Linked DNA regions of Homo sapiens: regions 2 and 3 are each linked to region 1. Evidence: chromatin contacts called from ENCODE Hi-C data. All regions are on one chromosome and are shown on one strand. Each heading gives the region's core, a stretch centred on a gene start or an enhancer-like site at or near the end of the contact. The rest is flanking DNA. Distances are from core to core; before and after follow the strand shown.

Evidence for each region. A loop is a pair of places that touch in the nucleus more often than their neighbours do. Pooled maps may share reads with other maps.
Region 2: a map with no recorded cell type shows a loop between it and region 1 (2.6-fold over the local background). The contact joins two enhancer-like sites. A Hi-C loop is called at or near these places in 3 of 37 single-sample maps with no recorded cell type and 2 of 50 pooled maps.
Region 3: a loop to region 1 is called in a map with no recorded cell type, with 3 times the contacts of the local background. The contact joins two enhancer-like sites. A Hi-C loop is called at or near these places in 2 of 37 single-sample maps with no recorded cell type and 2 of 50 pooled maps.

The regions. Positions count from the first base shown.
Region 1 is chr6:136,762,461-136,766,402 of GRCh38, reverse strand. The region is part of intron 1 of MAP3K5 (mitogen-activated protein kinase kinase kinase 5); the gene reads left to right. LOC124901410 (a long non-coding RNA gene) reads right to left here. Exons shown (of 2, transcript XR_007059786.1): 2 at 2,364-2,562. Among named protein-coding and RNA genes, the nearest start is that of MAP3K5-AS2, 20 kb to the left of the region's middle. RefSeq lists enhancers at 1,624-1,673, 2,344-2,453, 2,734-2,783. Within about 2 kb of position 1,867, at least 7 of the 41 ENCODE cell types and tissues checked have a DNase peak (open chromatin) inside an H3K27ac peak, as active enhancers do.
Region 2 is chr6:137,926,522-137,930,838 of GRCh38, reverse strand. No RefSeq gene overlaps it. Among named protein-coding and RNA genes, the nearest start is that of LINC02865, 17 kb to the left of the region's middle. RefSeq lists enhancers at 2,875-3,114, 3,960-4,317. Within about 2 kb of position 2,963, at least 12 of the 41 ENCODE cell types and tissues checked have a DNase peak (open chromatin) inside an H3K27ac peak, as active enhancers do.
Region 3 is chr6:135,012,648-135,016,712 of GRCh38, reverse strand. The region is part of intron 4 of HBS1L (HBS1 like translational GTPase); the gene reads left to right. Among named protein-coding and RNA genes, the nearest start is that of MIR3662, 35 kb to the right of the region's middle. Within about 2 kb of position 2,217, at least 3 of the 41 ENCODE cell types and tissues checked have a DNase peak (open chromatin) inside an H3K27ac peak, as active enhancers do.

The DNA.
Region 1 (3,942 bases), core at 618-3,117:
GGGGCCACAGCCTTGACCTACTTGGCTGTGGGATCAGTGGTGCCCAGCTATTCTGGTTTTTAAATTATGAAGTGTTTCCAGAGGTCATCCTTGTAGGCATTTCTTTACGGAGTTATTGCTTGGCCTTGTTCTGAAAGATAAACTAGAGCTGCAATTCAGAAGTTTATTCCATAGAACAGTTGGTGCAGATTTGTAGGCTTAGTGTTTATACACTCAGTCTCCAACTTCTCCCCAGGGTGGGAAGTGGAAGTTGGCTTGGGTTCTGGCTTTACCTGCAGCTTCCATGGTTTTATGCTGTACCAGATAGATTCTTGCACACCTCATGACCTGTGGTGCAGCTGGGATGGCTCTTTGGGAGTTGGGACAATTTCTTGGAATATGTATAATCCAAGCAAGTCCACAAATTATGTTCCTAGTGCAGGAATGGAAACTGTATATTTTATGACAAAATTTAGACTGTGGATCTGGGAGACCTGTGGTGTTTAATCTTGGCTCTGCCACTTACTATTTCTGTGTTCTTGCTTCTCTAAGCCTTAGTTTTCTCATCTATAAGGTGGAGATAAAAGCAGTTACTGCCGGGCAAAGTGGCTCACACCTGTAATCCCAGCACTTTGGGAGGTGGAGGCGGGCAGATCACCTGAGGTCAGGAGTTCGAGACCAGCCTGGTCAACATGGTGAAACCCTGTCTCTACTAAAAATACAAAAAAAAAAAAAAAAAAAAAATTAGCCAGGCATGGTGGTGGGCACTTGTAATCCCAGCTACTTGGGAGGCTGAGGCAGGAGATTTGCTTGAACCCAAGAGGTGGAGGTTGCAGTGAGCCGAGATGGCGCCACTGTATTCCAGCCTGGGCGACAGAGCGAGACTCTGTCTCAAAAAAATAAAAAAATAAAAAAAGATAAAAATAAACAAATAAAAAATAAATACATAAATAAGTTAAATTAGCTGCTCACGGTGGTGTTTGCCTGTAGTTCCAGTTACTCAGGAGGTGGAGGTGGGAGGATGTCCTGAGTGTAGGAGTTTGAGGTTAAAGTGAGCTGTGTTTGCACACTGCATACCAAGCAGGGTAACAGAGTAAGACCCCAAAGACCTCTAAAGAAAACAGTTTCTGCTTTATAAGTATAGGCTTATTGAGAAAGTTAAATGAGATCATGCACGTAAGGAATTATGCACAGCGCTTGGCAGGTCATAGATTGCTGGAAGAAAAAGGACTTCAGAGTTTGTATAACCCATCATCTTATCTGATGCATGAATCTACCAAGAGGCTTTTAGATGTGCTTTTATTATGTTTCTGTACTGTCTTATACATTTGATTGGGGGAATCTAATGATGACTTCCTAATTTTTGTTAGGATACTGTATAAAAAGTTCTCCATTGCCGCACATTGGTGGCTACATGATAGAAGAGCATGATCCTGAAAACACACATGGTAATACTGATCCCCAAAGCAGATACATGTTCAGAGAGCTGAGAATTGACCCCGCAGAGTCACTTGTCCCAGCTTCTGAGATGCAGTGAGACAAACACATCAATTAGGGCCAGGAAGTGTGCCTTGAGTTTCAGTTCTGCCTCTTACATAATCTCTCTGCCATGAGAAAGCTGATGTCTTAGCATAGTTTTGAGCATTAACTGAGAAAATATATATTAAAGAAGCAGGCCTATAGTGGGTGCTTTGCTAAAATTTATATATTCACAGTGTGGACTTGTGATTTTGAGAGGTCTGCGTTTCATTTTTCTGTTGCGGCATAACCACAAAAAAGTGTAGTGGCTTCAAACAACAACCTGTTATTATCTCTCACAATTTAGTGGGTTGAGTGGGTTCAGCTGTGTGACTCTTCTGTTTCACATAAACTTGGTTGGGTCTGAAGCCATCTGGGGGTTTGACAAAGCTGGAACATCCAATAAGGTTCATTCCCATGACTGGAAGGTGGTGTGGGCTGTTGGGCCTCAGTTCTTTTCCATGTGGCCTCTCCACATGACCCGGTTGGACTTCTCTCATGGTATCTGTGTTCTGAGAGGGAGCATTCTATGAGTGAATGTTCCAAGAAGAAGGACATGGAAGCTATCAGTCTGTTAGGTTTTGATCTCGAAATTCTCAGAACATTATTTTTGTCTGCATCCTATTGGTAAAAGCAGTTACAGCACCAACTCAGTCTCAAGGGAAGGGGGGTAACTGAATGGGAGAAGGGGCATATGCATGCACAGGGGTAAGGACTTGATGGGGGCCATCTTTGGAAACATCTACCATGGTCTGAACATTCTTGCATATGTCATCTGGGTGTGCACATGTACAGGTGGCTGGCTGATCAGCAGGGCAGTAGCTTAGTCCATTTTCTGTTGCTTAAACAGGATTTCTGAAACTGAGTAATTTATGAGAAATGAAATTTATTTTGTACTGTTCTGGAGGTGGAGAAGTCCAAGGTCAAGGGGGCGCATCTGGTGAGAGCTTCCTTGTTGGTGGGTACTCTCTGCAGAGTCTCAAGGTGGTGCAGAGTATCACATGGCAAGGAGGCTAGCTTAGGTCTCATTTCCTCTTTAGTCACCAGTCCCACTCCTGCGATAACCTGTTAATGGATTAATCCATTCATGAGAGCAGAGCCATCATGACCCAGTCACCTCCTAGAGGCCCCACCTCTCAATACGCCCATATTGGAGATTAAATTTCACCATGACACTTGGAGGGGACAACTGTTCAAACCACAGCAGTAGCTCTGTGCCTGTTTTGCATCCATCAGATAGCCAAGTCATAGAGGGAAACTGAGGCCTTGAGAACAGTCATCAGATTTTGAAAAAGTAGCAATTGAAATTCAAAATAGAAGGTACCTGAATAGATTCAGCAAGAATAAGCTTTGCGTGAAAACTTTTTTTTCCCTCTGTAAATTTTCAGTTTCTATAGATAGGGTGGGTAGAAAACACACTGTCAGAATACTGCACCTGAGACTTTTTGCTAACCAGTCAGAAGAGCATATGCTTGTAAACTGACCTGTTTCCCCACATCTTTGGGCATATTGAGATTAAATGGTTGAACAGAGACAAGACAGCTAAAGATCTACCCTGCTGATGTTTGAAGTAGAGAAGGCAATGAACAATCTTGTAAAAATCCTGTTTACTCATCCAAGACTTCATCTTAGATGACTAGTTATGCAGGAAAACAGAGATGGTTACCTTTTAAAAAGATACACCAGGAGTTTGAGACCAGCCTGGGCAACATAGTGATGCCCCGTCTCTACAAAAAAATGAAAAAATTAGCTGGGCATGGTGGCGTGCACCTGTGGTCCCAGCTATTTGAGAGGCTGAGGTGGGAGGACGGCTTGAGCCTGGGAGGTGGAGGTTGCAGTGATCTGTGCCACTGCACTCCAGCCTGGGTGACTGAGTGAGAGCCTGTCTCAAAATAAATGAATAAGTAAATAATATAAAGTAAATAAAAGATACATAATGCTAACATGCATCCGGTATGTATTATTTCATTGCAGCCTTGGAAATAGGCAGCATTTGCCATTTTTATTCTCTAGCTGTGAAGAGGGCAAGGCAATGAAGGGGTGGATTCACAGAGAGTACAAGGGTAGCAATGGTGCTAGAAACCTCCAGGAGACTGGGAGGAGGAAGGGGGAGAGGACTTTCCCCAGGGGCAATGCAGACATTGGCATGTGGTTTGTGGACTGCTTTAATTCACCTGCAACCTGCCTGTCCCTAGAGGAGCTTGCAGCAAGCATTATAGTTTCCAGATAAAGACAGAGGACAGGAAGTGTACTTTCCCTGGTATAATTTCCCTCGGTGCTTTACCCTGTTTAATTCCACTTGGCTTTAGAAACTCAACTAGGAGTTTATTTTTCTTTTTATACTTTTCTTGAACTAAGCTCTCTTCCCCCCTTACCCTCACACACTCACTGTCTTATTTCTGATGCTGCCCATTGCTGAACCAGTTGAGGCACATGAGCCACCCT
Region 2 (4,317 bases), core at 1,714-4,213, 1.2 Mb before region 1:
AGGAGTTCAAGACCAGCCTGGCCAACATGGTGAAACCCAATCTCTACTAAAAATGCAAAAAATTAGATGGGTGTAGTGGCGGGTGCCTGTAATCCCAGCTACTCAGGAGGCTGAGGCAGGAGAATCACTTGAACCCAGGAGGTGGAGGTGGCAGTGAGCCAAGATTGTGCCACTGCACTCCAGCCCGGGCGACAGAGTGAGACTCCATCTCAAAAAAAAAAAAAAAAAAATGCTGGGCATGGTGGCTCACGCCTATAATCACAGCACTTTGGGATCGCTTGAACTGAGGAGATGGAGGTTGCAGTGAGCTGAGATTGCGCCACTGCACTCCAGCCTGGGCAACAAGAGCGAAACTCCATCTCAAAAAAAAAAAAAAAGCAATAGTTTGTTCTTTGTCATCATTGTATAGTATTCCATTGTATAACTATACCAAGATTTATTTGTTCTACTGTTGACAGACATTTGGGTGGGTTTCAGTTTTTGGCAATTGTGTGTAAAACTGTTATAAACATTCTTTAACATACTGCTTTGTGAATATATGCATTTATCCTCCCAGGCAGAGAGAGTGGCACATTTCTACTGTAAAAGGTCAAAGAGTAAATCCTTTAGGATCTACGGGTCATATGGTTTCTGTCTGTCGCAATTATGCCATTGCAGTGCCAAAGTAGCTCTAGAGAAGACATAAACAAATGGATGTAGCTGTGTTTCAATAAAGTGCTATTTACAAAGACCAGATTTGACCTGTACACCATAGTTTGTTGAACCTTGCTCTGCTCTTAGGTATATACCAAGGATTGATAATGCTGTGTGTTGGGTAATGCTGTGTGTTATATACCAAGGAATGGTAATGCTGTGTGTTAGGATGTTCATTATGTTTTACCAGTTTTCTAAAGTGGTTGTGTCAATTTACACTCCCACCAGCAATGAATGAAAATTTCATATATTCACCAACATTTCCCAAATATTTTTAAATTCCTGAAAACATTGTATTTTCTGTCATTTGTAAATCAGTGCCATTATTGCTATAGTAGTAAAATATTATTTTTTTCTTCTCTAAGGAGTCATTATGTCAATGACCTATCATTAATGCCTCTTATTCTTGCAAAGGAATATTGAGGACCCCTACATTGTGCTTTTCTCTCCCTTTAATTTGATGTAGACAAAGAGCACTTTATTGGCAGTTGGGAGACCTAAGCTTAACCATGCTATGACTTTAGTATAGGCACTTCTGTGTCTCATTTTCTTTTTTTTCTTTTTTTCTTTTTGAGATGGAGTCACAGTCTGTCGCCAGGCTGGAGCGCAGTGGTGCAATCTTGGGTCACTGCAACCTCTGCGTCCCAAGTTCAAGCAATTCTCTTGTCTCAGCCTCCCGAGTAGCTGGGACTACAGGCATGTGCCACCATGCCCAGCTAATTTTTGTATTTTTGATAGAGATGGGGTTTCACCATGTTGGCCAGGATGATCTCGATCTCTTGACCTCTTGATCTGCCTGCCTTGGCCTCCCAAAGTGCTGAGATTACAGGTGTGATCATTTTCTTAATCTGTGAAATGGGGCTAATAACATCTGCTCTGGCTATTACTCTGGGTTTTTATAATAACAAATGAAACAAAAGATGGATCAAATTAAATGACAGAAAACTAATTACACTACACCATAACAGTGTGCTAGACATACTGTTATGAAACAGTATGTTTAACATGATCCCAACTGGAGGAGTGGGGTAGGAGAGGGGCAGGGGGTGGTGGTGATGAATATTTAAAGGCATAGAAAAAAATGCTAGAAGAATATTTCCCAAAATATTGAGGTGCAATTTTGGGGAGATGATCTAGAGCAATAATTTTTTTTTCTTAATGTTCTGCAAATTTCCCCAAAATTTCTCACGTAAACGTGAATTACCTATATAATCAGAAAAAAAGTGAATGTTTAGAAGTACACTGTAGATTGAGAGGCTGCACCTTCTCCCCCTCGCTGGGTGGCCTCACTTGCACTCTGTTGCTTGATCCTTGGCTGAACAAATCAACAACACAAACTAACAACAACACAAATACATAGACTATGACAAAGTAAGGAATTATCATGATGGGCATTAATAAGCAGCGGGAGGCCTCTGTCTTTGGTTTTGTAAAATGTGATTTTGAGTATTCTGTCAGCACTTAGGGGCTTTTGAAATATTATATTGTGTCAGGGCTTAGCAGTGGAAATAAGCCAAGAAAAGGTGCCTCAAAATTGCCTGAAAGCAGATGACAGAAGCAGTTTGCTTTGCTGGGGATCCTCAGCCTCTGTCACTTTGGGGCTGCACAGTGGAGGGAGGTGGCAGGAGCATTGCTGTGGGTGGCAGAGGCCTGTCTTAATGCCAGTTTCTGCAGTGAATGCTGCAAACATCAAGAATGCAGAAGTGGCCCAGGCAGGCTCATTGGCACTCTAAACAAAGCCCGACCCAAATTGAATGTGGAAATGAACTTTGAGGAAGAGTGTAAGGATGTGGACAAGTTTGGCTTTCTTTATAAAGTGACCGCTATCTTTCCTATATTTAAAATTTACAGAAAGAAACTGCTACATTTTTCCTTCAGGCCATGGTAAAGGTTAGAAGTATGAAGTATGAAGTATATTTTCCAAAATGCAAACCTTTCTTGTTTTTCAAAGCAAATACAAGCTGTTTTATGAAGAAGTGCTGGCAAAAGTCCAGAAACTAGCACAGAACTGAAATCAAGGTTGAAAAGAAACGATTCAAAGGAAAACATCTATTTAAGTGGGAACCACACCAACACGTGGGATTTGGCTCCCACCGGAGGCAGCCCGCAGACACCAGGTGTCACGTTTAACTGATAGTGCTTGTTGCTGACCCTGTGGGTGGCAGGAAGGAAGAGGAGTGACTGTGGCATTCGGCAGAGGATGAGCTTTGTCCTATCACTGGCACAGAAGCTGAATTCTTAGATGGCTCGACCACGGGGTTGTGTGGTGAAAAGGGGGATTTCCACTTTCAAAAATAGTATGACTTCAGTTAGGCTTGAAATTGCCTTTTTGGGAAGTTTATTATATTTAGAAACCCCCATTCTCCCCACCCCCCAGTGGCTTTTAAAGTCCATCTGCAGCATGGCACAAGTCTTCAAAAGTTTATTGACTTAATTTACCCCGGGGTTTGGAATCAAGATGTTTTCTTAAAATGTCTGAAACAACCATTGCATTGACAAAAATACATTTTAATTAAAATGCTGAAAGTAGTAAAATGGCAAGGGACCTTTTTTCCTCTTCAGAGTTCTCTCTACTTTTCAAATTGCCTATTTTGTGGTTTTCACAAAGGGTATTGATATCCCAACTCTGGGCAGTGTGCTCTGCTTGCTAGCTTCTGGGAGCCACTGCCTGGAGTCAGGCAGCCACAGGAATCTCCATGTCACCTAGGATGTCAATTACACAAACTGCAAAAGTAGAATCAACTAAAAAAATTCAATAATGAGCATTTTTGTTTAAAAAGTAAACATCAATGTATTGCATTTAGAAGAAAAAAAATCCTTGTAAAATGTAGTAGTCCCGTAAGGAAAGATGAGTTTTCAAAGATGAGCTTTTCATGGAGGCTAAGATGACAGCCCGCTTCCAGTTCAGCAGGAGCCCCTTGGTATGTTTGGCCACCCAGCACAGTGCAATGTGAGAAGGCAGGCAGATTATGTATCGTGGATTTAATTTTGGATTTAGGGAGGCACATGGTCTGCCCAATTCAGTTTCCATTTTTTTCTGTCCTCCCTGAAAACAACTTTCTGTGCAACTTCAATGTGCTGTTCCTCTCAATAACTCCAGCCTGTGGCTAATTTGGACCAGGACAAGGAGAAAAGCTCTTTCTTGCTATGAGTTGCTAAAGGATTCATAGAAGCTAATTCTTCGCCTCCATTTGAAAAGTGGAAGGAAGGTAAAGAATTCCTACTGATCTCCTGTTTCCTACCTTGGAGCAGTGATGTCAAACTCTGTAATCAGTGGTAGTAGCTTTGCATCACATTACTTCAAAATATCTCCTTTACCTGATCACCATTAACTTGAAATCGCTGATTTTTTGGGTGCAATCTCTGCCCCAAGTTTCCACAGAATGTTTTATAACAAATCTTTTGGGTTTTTTTCTTCCCAACTTATTAATCATTTGCCAGCATAAGCAGTAACATGACCAGCAGACAGTCTTTTTGGGTAAACCTCTGACTACCTTTCTCTGTTGGTGGAATTTAGGAACCATGTGTAGCAATGCAACAACTGAGCCTGCCAATCTCTAATGAGAGCTTGGGACATTTCAGGCTACTCTTTGGCCTTAAATTCCTCTCCTCTCATGGAAACTT
Region 3 (4,065 bases), core at 968-3,467, 1.8 Mb after region 1:
AAGGCACTATATATTTTACAATATAGACAGAAAACAGTATATGCTACATGAGAATATGCAATAAAGGCTTGATATGCAAGTTACATCATTTTGGTCTGGAGCTATTATTTTTAGCAATTTGAGATTATCATGTGTGACTTAAAGTTGATAGCATCATGTTGTGATGTATGCTTTAGAGCCTGAATATACCTTTCTCACCTCCCCAAATCGGCATTCACAGAATGTTAAGTGGACAGTATCCAGGTGTTTATTATTAAAGGAAGATTAGCCTAGCCTTCAGGTTCCCCATTGGAAGTAAAAATTGTAGTAAACGGAAACTTTCTCTTTGTTAAGCAGAAAATGAACTAACTGCTAGGCTTTAACTATGTATATTAGGACATTCTGAAATGCAAACATTAAACCTAATCAGAATAATTGGTTTTAACATTAACTGTTATTCAGAAGTATCTGAGTAGATGTTAATGATGGTTAACCTCACTTAAACTCACAAAATCGTGATCTGGACAAAGCATTAATATTTTTAGAGGGGCTGGGCATGGTGACTCCGGCCTGTAATCCCAGCACTTTGGGAGGCCAAGGTGGGCGGATCACCTGAGGTTGGGAGTTCGAGACCAGCCTGGCCAACATGGTGAAACCGCATCTCTTCTAAAATACAAAAATTAGCCGGGCATGGTGGCAGGCACTTGTAATTCCTAGGTACTTGGGAGGCTGAGGCAGGAGAATCTCTTGAACCCAGGAAGGCGGAGGTTGCAGTGAGCTGAGATCATGCCACTGCACTCCAGCCTGGGCAACAGAACAAGACTCCGTCTGGAAAAAAAAAAAAAAAAAAAGGCTGGGCTCGTTAGCTCATGCCTATAATCCCAGCACTTTGGGAGGCTGAGGTGGGTGGATTGCTTGAGCTCAGGAGTTCAAGACCAGCCTGGGCAACACAGCGAAACCCCATGTCTACTAAAATACAAAACAATTAGCTGGGCGTGATGGCGTGTGCCTGTAGTCCCAGCTACTGGGGAGGCTGAGGCAGGAGAATTGCTTGAACCCGGGAGGCAGAGGTTGCAGTGAGCCAAGATCACGCTACTGCACTCCAGCCTGGGCAACAGAACGAGACTCTGTCCCCCAAGAAAAATAAATAAATCAGTATGTGTGTGTATATTTACATTTAGAGGCACTTTGTTGGCAGTTTTTGTATACATTCAACTTCAAAATCACCCTGCTTCAGTTACCTTGGGAATACCACTTCCATGAGGTCCTGAGATTTAGAGGACAGAGAGTGGAAAGGGGAGGGTGCCGTGGAAGCAACCTAGAGAACACCAGAGCGAGAACTCCACTAATCAGCCATGTGAACTTTGGAATCTCACTTAAATTTTCATCTGTAAAATGATGGACAAGACCAAATGACCTCTAACATATGGCTCTCCAACTGTATGATATGTGAATCTCAATTCTATGTAAGGATTCTATGAGGAAGGTAAATACTTGTTTTCAGCCTCCCTCTCTATTGAGTATTAAGAGTTCCTTCATTGGCTGCCTTCTCATTCTTCATTTTCGATAAGCAATCTAGGTCTTGAATTGCTTCATGTGTTTTAATGTTGGTAAACATTCCTGTAAACCTGATTATCCAACTGTTTTCTATGGATTTCTATCTGTATGTCTGGGTTGTTTTTTGTTTATTTGATTTTTTGAGACAGGGTCTTGCTCTGCCGCTCAGGGTGGAGTACAGTGGCATGATCTTGGCTCACTGCAACCTCCGCCTCCCGGGCTCAAGCAATCCATCTTCCTCAGCCTCCCGAGTACCTAGGACTACAGGCGTGTACCACTATGCCCAGCTAATTTTTTTGTGGTTTTTTTTTTTTTTTTTTTTTTTGTAGAGACAGTTTCTCCGTGTTGCCCAGGCTGGTCTTGAACTCCTGGGCTCAGGTGATCTGCCCACCTCAGTCTCCCAAGGTGATGGGATTACAGGCATGAGCCACTGTAGCCGGCCTCTATCTGTATGTCTTAAAGGAATCTCTGACCAAATGTGTCTATATTCATGAACAGTGTCTAGGTTAGAGTCATAGCAGTCATTGAGGTTCCTATGTTTTGCCTTCCTAAGATTTAATTAATCTCCATGTTCTATTAATGTATTGACTCTCATGTCTGTTCCTTCTTACTCATTTCCGGTACTATAGTACTTGTTCAGCTGCAGTCACAGTGGTTGTGGTCTCCTAGAAACTTATCTTAATTTCTCTGTCTCTTTTTTTCGTTTCATCTTATCGTACTGTTCATCACATCTGTTAGAATGAAAGCTATCTAAAAACAGTCTGTCACTCACCTTTGTGTCCTCAGTGCCAAGAACATGCTATAATTTAACCTGAAAAACTCTGAAGATCCAAGATCGTATCTAGGCAGTCTTTCATAAAATAAAATTTTTGGTGACAGTTTCTGCTTAGGAGGAGGAAGCAGAGTTCCTTTATGGACTGTTGTAATTTTGTGCTGAATGAAAGGAGTAAGAGAAATAAGATTCTGACCAGCAGACTTCTCTTAGTTTCCTGGAAGGTATTTCCTGTTTGTTCATGGCATCACCATCTACCCTTTCTTTCTTGGCAGAAAATCTGAGGACTGTCCTTTCTCTCATCTCCTCTGTTCATTCAGATATCAAGGATTCATGATTTTACCTTGTACACTTGTCCCTTGTTTCCTTGGGTTTCGGCTCTGGTACCCCCCTCCATCAAGCATCTGCTGATGCTTAAATCCCTGATATAAAATGTCATCGTATTTGCATATAACCTATGCATATCTTCCTGTATACTTCTACATCATCTGTAGATTACTTTTTTAAATTACCATTACATGAAAAGGAATCTAGATTATAAGTAATCTAGATACCAAATACTATGTAAATAGTAGTTAAATACTTATTTGTAAATTTTTTCAAATATTTTCAATTTGTGTTTGGTCTAATCCATGGATGCAGAACCCAAGGATATGAAGGTCTGACTGTAATATCTTTTAAAGTAAAGTCTCTTAAATATTCCTTTCTCTATCTCCATTGCTCTTAGATCACTGTAGAATTTCTTACATGTATTTGTACAACAATCTTCTAACTGCTTTCCTTTCAATCTTGCCTCCACAATCCATTTTCTATTCTGGGGTCAGAGTAAGTTTTAAAAGTATGATATGTTTCTCCAACGCTTAAATTCCTTCAGTGGCTCTTATGTTTCAAGATCAAGTGAAATATTAGACATGGTTCTAAATGAGTTACCTGCTTTTCTAATCTTATGTCTCACCACATTCTTGGGTCTGTTTATTTCAGTACCTAGCTCAGTGTCACACAGTTGGCATTTCTCGCCTTCCCTTCATGAATGAATATGTGATAGGTAGAGAGTAATTTGTGTTTGTAAATGTCCTGGTATCACATGAGAAAAAGAAGTTGGCATTTTGGTGACTGGCAGAGACCCACGGACTGTGTGCTTTCATATGTGCCAGTCATTACATGTACTTTACATGTATTGGCTCATTTAATTCTCAGTTCTCCTAACATCTTTGTTAGGCAGATACTATTATTTTATGGACGAGGAAACTAGGCATAGAGAAAAGTTGAGTGATTCACTTGAGGTCATGCAGTGGCAAGGCCTGGCTTCAAACTCAGGTTGTGTTGCAGCAGAGTCTATGTCTTATCTACTAACCTAACTGGCTGGTGAATTGGAGGCATTTGGTGTGGAAAGCTTGTTGGGATTCTCCTTTGAGGGTATGAAAAGTATGCATGTAACTTTATATGTGCTTTATTCTGTTGGTAATTACCTCAGAGGCTCTCAGTAAATCTTTGTGAAATGAATCTAAGAGTCTTTCTTCATACATTGCTGGAGTTGGCCTCTGTGATTCATGCATTACCAAGAAGCCATGGCTTCCTTCTGTTAATAATCACAAATCTTGGCACAATAAAATTAAAGTATAATTTTCATGAAAGTAGTGGCTTTTGCATGAAACATGGAAATAGATGAGCCATGGCCATGCATGTGAGAAAACAAGAGTGTTTATGTCAGGGATTTTCAGTCTGTTTATGGGAGTTTGCAAGGAAGAGGTGGATCT